Linked DNA regions of Homo sapiens: all the other regions are linked to region 2. The links are chromatin contacts, found by Hi-C or POLR2A ChIA-PET in ENCODE. All regions are on one chromosome and are shown on one strand. Each heading gives the region's core, a stretch centred on a gene start or an enhancer-like site at or near the end of the contact. The rest is flanking DNA. Distances are from core to core; before and after follow the strand shown. Region 1 overlaps SPAG6 (sperm associated antigen 6). Region 2 overlaps PIP4K2A (phosphatidylinositol-5-phosphate 4-kinase type 2 alpha). Region 3 holds the start of LINC03027 (long intergenic non-protein coding RNA 3027).

Evidence for each region. Hi-C counts contacts between places; a loop is a spot of excess contacts on that map. ChIA-PET counts read pairs that join two places held with the same protein, here RNA polymerase II (POLR2A). Pooled maps may share reads with other maps.
Region 1: a loop to region 2 is called in a pooled map, with 2.3 times the contacts of the local background. The contact joins two enhancer-like sites. A Hi-C loop is called at or near these places in 5 of 37 single-sample maps with no recorded cell type and 3 of 50 pooled maps. POLR2A ChIA-PET finds 5 or more read pairs at or near these places in 1 of 52 experiments (GM12878).
Region 3: a pooled map shows a loop between it and region 2 (2.5-fold over the local background). The contact joins the promoter of LINC03027 here to the enhancer-like site in region 2. A Hi-C loop is called at or near these places in 2 of 168 maps with a recorded cell type or tissue (B cell and CD14-positive monocyte), 1 of 37 single-sample maps with no recorded cell type and 7 of 50 pooled maps. POLR2A ChIA-PET finds 5 or more read pairs at or near these places in 7 of 52 experiments (CD4-positive, alpha-beta T cell, CD4-positive, alpha-beta memory T cell, HEK293T and 4 more).

The regions. Positions count from the first base shown.
Region 1 is chr10:22,377,877-22,380,576 of GRCh38, reverse strand. All of the region lies in intron 4 of SPAG6 (sperm associated antigen 6), which reads right to left. Among named protein-coding and RNA genes, the nearest start is that of SPAG6, 34 kb to the right of the region's middle. RefSeq lists an enhancer at 1,488-1,717. Within about 2 kb of position 1,441, at least 2 of the 41 ENCODE cell types and tissues checked have a DNase peak (open chromatin) inside an H3K27ac peak, as active enhancers do; they include GM12878, where a contact is called at or near this core.
Region 2 is chr10:22,595,992-22,598,691 of GRCh38, reverse strand. The region is part of intron 3 of PIP4K2A (phosphatidylinositol-5-phosphate 4-kinase type 2 alpha); the gene reads left to right. Among named protein-coding and RNA genes, the nearest start is that of PIP4K2A, 120 kb to the left of the region's middle. Within about 2 kb of position 1,376, at least 6 of the 41 ENCODE cell types and tissues checked have a DNase peak (open chromatin) inside an H3K27ac peak, as active enhancers do; they include B cell and GM12878, where a contact is called at or near this core.
Region 3 is chr10:22,436,515-22,439,220 of GRCh38, reverse strand. It overlaps LINC03027 (long intergenic non-protein coding RNA 3027), which reads left to right and starts at 1,292. Exons shown (of 1, transcript NR_036533.1): 1 at 1,292-2,706. It overlaps LOC105376449 (a long non-coding RNA gene), which reads right to left and starts at 2,146. Exons shown (of 4, transcript XR_001747392.2): 1 at 2,070-2,146. RefSeq lists enhancers at 877-1,377, 1,385-1,544, 1,378-1,878, 1,845-1,894 and a silencer at 2,365-2,544.

The DNA of each region.
Region 1 (2,700 bases), core at 192-2,691, 220 kb after region 2:
CTAGCACTTTGGGAGCCTGAGGCAGGCAGATTGCTTGAAGCCAGGAGTTCAAAACCAGCTTGGACAACAGGGCAAAACCCCGTCTCTACAAAAAACAAAAAAAACACAAAAATTAGCCAGGCATGGTGGCAAGCACCTGTAGCTACTCGGGAGGCTGAGGTGGGAGGACCCCTTGAACCCAGGAGGCAGAAGTTTCTGTGAGCCAAGATCACGTTGCTTCACTTCAGCCTGGGCAAAAGAGCAAGACCCTGTCTCAAAACAAACAAACAAACAAACAAACAAAACCTACATTTAAAATTGGCTGCCACTTATATGATATTAATGTTATGTTAATAATAATTCCTCATCCCATTCAACCAAATTTTTCATGATTGGGTGAAATTATAATAACAAATATGTTGCTGCAATTACCAAAGCTGGTTACTTACTGGTAACTCCAGCATGATTTTGGTAATAGCACTTCCAAAGTAAAAGAAATCTGTTGGCCAGGCGCAGTGCCTCACTCCGGTAGTCCCAGCACTTTGGGAGGCCAAGGTGGGAGGACTGCTTGCATCCAGGGGTTCAAGACCAGCATGGGAAACAGAGAGAGACCCTGTCTCCAAAAAAAATCAAAACTTAGCTGGACATGGTGGCACGTGCCTGTAGTCTCAGCTACTCGGGAGGCTGAAGTGGGAGGATTGCTTGAGCCCAGGAGGTCAAGGCTACAGTGAGGTGTGATCATGCCACTGTACTCAGCCTAGGCAACAGAGCAACACCCTGTCTCAAAGAAAAATCTCTTTAGGTTTTGGTCTAACCCAGCTGTTTACAACTGGTTTAGTTATCTACTGCTATGTAACATCACACCAAATTTAGCAGCTTAAAACAGCAAACATTTATTATCTCATAGTTTCTGTAGGTCAAGAATCTAGGAGTGGCTTACCTGCCAGGTTCAGGCTCAAGACCTATCACTAGGCTACAATCAAGAAGTCAACTGGGGCTGTAGTCAATTGAGGATATGTGTCCAGGCACACTCGTGGGAGGGTTAAAGGGAATCTTTAGTTCTGTGCCCTATGGGCCTCTACATAGGCTGCTCATGATGAGGCTTCCTCCAAAGTGAGTGATTCAAAAGAGAGGACCCAAGTGATTCAAAAGAGAAGACTCAAGATTATAAAAGACATTTCAGTCTTTTATAATCTAAGCCTGGACGTGGCATAGCATTGCCTCTGCTATAGTGCATTGGTGCAACGGGGGAGGGGACTACACAAGGATGTGAATAAGAGGAGGCAGGCATCATGGAGGCTGCTACCACAAAAAGCTTTGTTCTACACCAACACATCTGCAAGACAACATCCCTCCATAGGCAACAGTGACTCACTAGAGCTATCATTCTCAGCTGAGAGATTGACATCTCCAATTGCAGGTGGAAGTGAGAAAAGCATAAAGGGGGAATTTGCATATTACTATGTAAAAGTCTCGAGTGATTTTTATTTCTCACACACACACAAATGTCATTTTTCCTACTCTCATCATTTCTATCTTTCTTGCCTCCACCCAATCGTCAGAGCCATTAGTTTAACCCTAACACATGGGTTGAGTGTTTGAGAGCTTAAGGGTTAACATACATACATACATTTGCTTTAAAGGCGAAATAATTCTGGCTCCTTTAAAAAGTCAAGTGAGTCAAATAAGCCATTGATCTGGAGTTAACAGGGCTTTAGTAAGAAATTACAATCAGCTGGGAGGGAAGGCAGCTCTCACAGGACTCAAGTAAAAAGCAGCTTCAAAACATGGTAAGAAAAAGTCAAGAAGTGGAGACCAGACAAAAGGAAAGTGAGAAAAAAAACAAAACAAAAACACTTGGTTATAGCCTTGAACAACAATAGGCTGAGGAAATTTGAAGTCATTTTAGCTCCCATCCCCACCACTAATTTAGCATTAGACCTTTAACAGCTGAGACCAAGCTGAATCGAGTAACGCAAAACTACAGAGAGGGTCTGGAGTGTCCCGGTAAAGAAGAAAATAGCTAAAATAAATGGAATTACATCTTTACAAAGTAATGCTTTTTGAATCTAGAAGTTGTTTCATTTGTTTTCCACCTGCTTTATATAGCATTTGCAACCATAGTTGTGGTTTCACTCTACCTATAACTTTGCATTTTGCTTAAAAAAAAAAAAAAAAAACCTGCCCAGACTTCACCACTATGCAATGTATGCATGTAAGAAATCTGTACTCATGGCCAGACGCACTGGCTCACGCCTGTAATCCCAGAACTTAGGGAGGCCGAAGTGGGCAGATCACCTAAGGTCAGGAGTTCAAGACTAACCTGGCCAACATAGTGAAACCCCGTCTCTACTAAAAATACAAAAATTAGCCAGGCGTGGTGGCATGCACCTGCAATCCCAGCTACTCGAGAGGCTGAGGTGGGTGAATCGTTTGAACCCAGGAGGCGGAGGTTGCAGAGAGCTGAGATTGCACCGCTGCACTCCAGTCTGGGTGACAGAGTCAGACTCTGTCTCAAAAAGAAAAAAAAAAAAAAAAAAAAGAAAAGAAAAGAAAAAAAGATCTGTACTTGTACCCCGTAAATACATAACAATTTTTTAATTAATATACAAAAATAATTTTTAAAATAAATAATAGAAACAGTTTTAAAAACCATGGAAAATGCATGTTATTATTCAAACTTCAAAGGTATTCACTCCTTGCTCCAGCCCAGTGCTAGGT
Region 2 (2,700 bases), core at 127-2,626:
GTTGGAGGGAGGACGCAAAGCCCTGACTTCAGCCCATTGCTGTTGAGATGGATCACCCTGACACTCTGAGGCTGCTTCCTGGGTCCATTCTGTTTTGTCGTCATCTATGTCCTTTGCCCATGTCTGGTTTGAGAGGTCACAGGGAAGTGAGCAGGGGCCAGCAATAGAAGGAAGACCTTGTGGGCTGGGAATTTTCAATCTGAAACTTCCTTGTGAAATTTTAAATTCTCCTTTTAACATGTAAGTTATTATTGAGGCCTTTAGGAAATAACTTACTGTCACTTTTGAACTGATAGGTGCAGAATCCCCAATTTTGTCTGTTTGTTTTTATTTTTTAACAGAGTCTCTGTCTGTCAACTAGGCTGGAGTGCAGTGGTACAATCATGGCTCGCTGCAGCCTCGAACTCCTCAGCTCAAGTGATCCTCCAACCTCAGCCTTCCTTATAGCTAGAACTACAGGCACGCACCACCACATCCGGCTAATTTTTTAATGCTATGTAGACACAGAGCCTTACTATGCTGCCCAGGCTGGTCCCAAACTCCTGGCCTCAAGTGATCTTCCCACCTCAGCCTCCAAAAGTGCTAGGATTACAGGCATTAGCCACTGTGCCCAGCCCCCAATTTTGAATTTAAATAATGTCACTTTATTGCAGACCATATAACTCTCCAAGTGTGTCCATGACAAGGAATTTGATTTTTAATGAGAGTAGATCTCTCCAAAGCCTGGGTGGATTTCACTGGGTAATTTTATCTGGCTGCTTTCTCCTGAAGACAGACAGGTAGATAAGGGTAAGTGTTCCAGAAAGTGAATATTTTACTTTGGAGATGAAGAGGACTAAACCAGCCCTCTAAAGGGTGTTTTTAAGGCCTTAGGTAGGATCAGCTTCATCTCAGATTTGCCCTTTTAAATTAGGTGATTGAGAAGAGAAAGAATTTTTCTAAATGGTGTCTTCTGCTAGGCTTTTTTTTTTTCCATGCAGAGCTGGTCTTAACTTGCAAATTTCATCTTAATTTCTTTTTTTCCCTTCTCGTTTTTTTTAATCCTCCCAGCTTAGTAGTATAGAGAGTGCATATAGAATATAGAGTAACCCAGAATTCAGCACTCCCAGTATAAAAGATTGCTCCTTTCAACTTTGGCATTCTTTGTGAAGAAAATCTGTGGAGTTGTAAGCAGAGAAAGTGGATGGGACAGTCTTCTAAAGGCAGAAACCAGTGACAGGAGGAAAACAAGAACCTCCGACAATTCTCAGACCACATAAACTAATTTAAATAGACATGATGCAGTGTGCCACATGGTCAGAAATGTGAAGAATTCTTAGGGTTGACATCGTCACCACAGTCAACAGGACTCACAGGAAATGCTAAGTGCTGGTCCTCCTTCAGCCCTGTGTTACGCTGTGTGAGTGCCTGACTCTGGGCCCAGGGCTCAGCAGCACGGTCTTCCTGTCCCAAAGGCTTATTCCACAAACACATCTGTCTCAGCTCCTGCGTGGAGAGAAGACAGCTCCTACTCTTCCTACTCAGTTAATGTAAAGTAATGAACAGTCCTAGAATGAGTTCAGATAGCTTTGTACACATGTTAATAAAAGTGTAAATAACAGACTCCGGACTGCATTAGCACTGTGGCTGTTACTGATATTTTCTACACACTTTACTTGGCAAAATCGAAAACCTGAAGACAGGTTTGGTTTTGTGCCAGCTGGCTCACACTCTAAATTGGCATTAGAAGGTGTATGTCACTATAGAAAAATGACTGTCCCTTCATAATGCCCACCATACTCTGGAGCCCAGGCAGGGAAGCAGCACGGCAGGGGGAGATGGAGGCTCTGGGCAGGGCCCCTGCAGGGCCCTCCATGTACACCAGCCCACCTGATGTTGGAGAACTGAGTTGGGCAAGTCATTTCTGCTCTCTGGGTCTGTTTTCTTATCTGTATATTGAGTGGTTTGGAATCATCTCCAAGGTTGCTTCCAACTCTAATGCTCTTTGAGGTTTATTTATACATGGAGGGACCCCTCGGGGGCACCTGAAGGTCACTCCCAAGCTCTGTTTCCATCAAGGGCCTCCCAACTTGTCCAAGCATCCAACATCATGCTGTGATTCCTTTTTCCTTTGCAACAAAACAAAGCACACTGAGGAGTTTCTTATTCAGTGTCAGTAGATAGACTGTTTTGAGGCAGCACAGTGACTGTGTTGAAGATATAAGACCTCCTTCCCTGAGCTCATGTGCTCGTTCTAGCTGACGTTGTCCTGAATACATCTGGAATCTGTGAAGTGTTATTTTCACTGCATGTTCTCTTTCATCTCAGCCCAGGTGTCCTAAACCATCATTAGGCCCCTGCTGAGATGATGGTTGTACTGTCTTCTGATCGGACTCTGTTTCTTGGGACGGTTGTCCTGAGTCACCTTCCGAGGCCCATGCTTTACAGCATTTCCTAGAGCAACGAGTCGAGTCTTCGAGTAAATCCTTTTTTTTTTTTTTTTTTTTGAGACGGAGTTTTGCTCTTGTTGCCCAGGCTGGAGTGCAATGGCACAATCTCAGCTCACTGCAGCCTCCGCCTCCCAGGTTCAAGCGATTCTCCTGCCTCAGCCTCCCGAGTAGCTGGGATTACAGGCATGCCCCACCACGCCTGCATAATTTTGTATTTTTAGTAGAGACGGGGCTTCTCCATGTTGGTCAGGCTAGTCTCGAACTCCCAGCC
Region 3 (2,706 bases), core at 43-2,542, 160 kb after region 2:
TTATTTAGAGCTTTCCAGCAGTACTGACACAGGTGTTATAAACTTTCCCTGCCAAGATGTGGCCTTTTCCTAACGAAAAGTTCCAAAGGAATGGAGATTGAGACTGGAGTAGTTTCTTAGAGGAGGTGGCTACTCCGATCCTCTTCACTCCAAAATAAAGTGTACTCCCGCTCACTTCCCTCAAAACAAATCCACCACTTATAAATGTGCAACCTGTGGGGCCATTTTTGAAACGTGTAATAAATAGGAGGATGTGGCCAATTTTCAGCTGAAACACTCCCCAGATATGCCTCCAAGCACTGTGTACACCACCATCTTGTAGGTGTTCTGAATGTCCCCAAGCCCCATGTTTTGCTCACGAGGCATGCCACCCTAACTCCCTGCTGCTGGAAATGAGAATATGTCTGAGGGTAACAGATGAACAGTAATAAATGGCTTCCATTTTCTTCATACATTTTTGATGGGCTGACCTCAGAGAACCAATCCCTCTAATGAAGTGGAAGGCATCCTAGAAGTGAGAGCTCACTTGTTTCACTTTCTTATTTGGAAAATGGAATGCTGGCGTGACCCCTTCTTAGCTATTCCTAATGTATTACTGCTCCAAAACACAAAGAGCAGGTTCAGAGATAACTTCTCCTTGCATCATTCGCCTTTTGGTTTTATGTTTGTCTCACAATAACTTTAGATAATGTGCCCTGTTTCTTTTTTTTCCACTGATTCAGCAAGTATTTACAAAGCCCCCAGAACACTGCTAGGTACCCTGCTAGGCTCCAGGGAACAAAAAATTCCCTGCTCTCCAAAAGGAGATAAAAATCAAGTGGGCAGAGAAGCCAATAAACGTGTAAAATGCGTTATCATACCAGGAGGTTATAAATGCTACAAAGAGAAATAAAACAGGAGTATGGGAGATGGGCAGTAACAAAAAGCTCTAAATCCAAACTTTACTACGCTGCTGTCAAAAAAAAAAAATATTCTATGCTCCCCCCAACCCTGTTTTGTTTTTTGTTTTGTTTTGTTTTGCCCTTGCAGCTTGCCAGCTCTAACAATAGCTGCCTTTTAAATAGTAGTCACTCTGAGGGATGAGAAATTACCTAATGGGTCCAAAGGACACTATTTGGGTGGGGGCAGCACTGAAAGCCCAGACTTCACCACTCTGCAATACCTGGAAGCAACAAAGCTGCACTTCTACCTCCTGAATCTAAAAACAAAACTAAAATAAACAATAGATTCTTCACTGCTGACTCCAAGCCCCTTTCTTAGGTTCGGTTTCCTCCCGCTTCTCTGACCAGGCGCTTCCATGGGCTCTGCATAAAAATTCGAAGATGATGGGATCCCCAAATCAGCTAGCAGCCCCACAGCCCTCCCGCCTTCCTCCCCTCTCTCCACGCCTCCCCCAGGCCGGCGATGCCGTCAGGGCCCGTGTCTGAGGCGTCCGGTGGATTCAGCAGAACAAACATCATAAAAAGATTATTTGCGAGAGGAGAAGACGATGCTGTGAGAACTTGGTCCCAGAGACCGTCTCAGAGCAGCAGAAAAACCGCAGGAAACCTAAGGAGCACGACCCTGACGGCGACGGAGGGGGTGCGCGCGGACAGCACTGTCACCTCCCGCCGACGCCAGGGCTCAAATCGGAACGAAGACTGGGCGGCCACAAATGCCGGCTTCTCCTTTCTTTCGCTGAGGCGGAGAAATCGCCCAGCGGTGCCCGGCGCGCCTCCCGCGGAAAGCGGGCGGTGACCATTCCGACAGGCCGTCCGCAGCGCTCCCTTTCCGCAGACAAAGCTGCCTCGAAAGGCGCTCCGCGGCTCCCGAGTCACCACGTTCCATTCGGCAGAAGAAAGCGAAAGCGGCCGCTCCCTGTCAGGCAGCCAGACAATAGCGGCGGGCAGGCCGCTCCACGCCAGCATCTTTGTTTCCCTCGCGCCGGGAAACGAAGTCTCCGGATACCACAGAAACCAGAAGCCGATACCACAGAAACCAGAGGCCGCTCTTCCCGCTCGGACGTTTACAGCGGGCGGGAGCGTGGCGGCCACCTCCGTCTTGGGGAAGCGGCAGGTTGAGCCCCGCACCTTGCTGTGCCCTCTAGAGCGAGCGGAGGAAGCAGGCGAAAAGCTGCTGCGAGATGTTGCGGCCTTGCAGACGTCTCAGCTCCTCCCGGCACGGCGGCCTGGTAAGGCGGGAAGTAGCGCCGGCCCCGCGCGGAAGGAAACGTGCAGCGCGATGCGGCTTAGCGCGGCTTTATAGAGCCGAGGCTTTATAGAGCCGCGCCCCGGCGACCCCTGCGGTGACTGCTGTCGGTCCGCGTTGTGTGTGTTCTCTGTTTCGGCCTCCGCTGCCCGCTGCGGCCTTGCCCCTGCGCCTCGGAGTAGCCGCCGCGGGCCTGTCTGCTGGAGCAAGGAGACCCGGAGGCCGTCCCAGGGGCGAGGGGGTAGCGGCCCCGGCCTCTTGGGCCCTCGGCCTCGCGCCCACCGAGCCCTCTGCCCGGGTTTGGTTGGGTGTGGAGCTTGCGACGCGCCCACTTCCTGGGCTGTGCTTCTGCCCGAGCTGATGCCTCGCCGCGACGCCAGGCCCTATCTTGACAGCGGGTGCCAGCAGGTCCAGGCCTACTGACGGGCGGAAGTCGGCCCGGTGCCCCCTCACACGCCCACACGCCGGGCGTGCCTCAGTTTCCTCTATTGTGACAGAATAGAGATGAGACGATGCAGG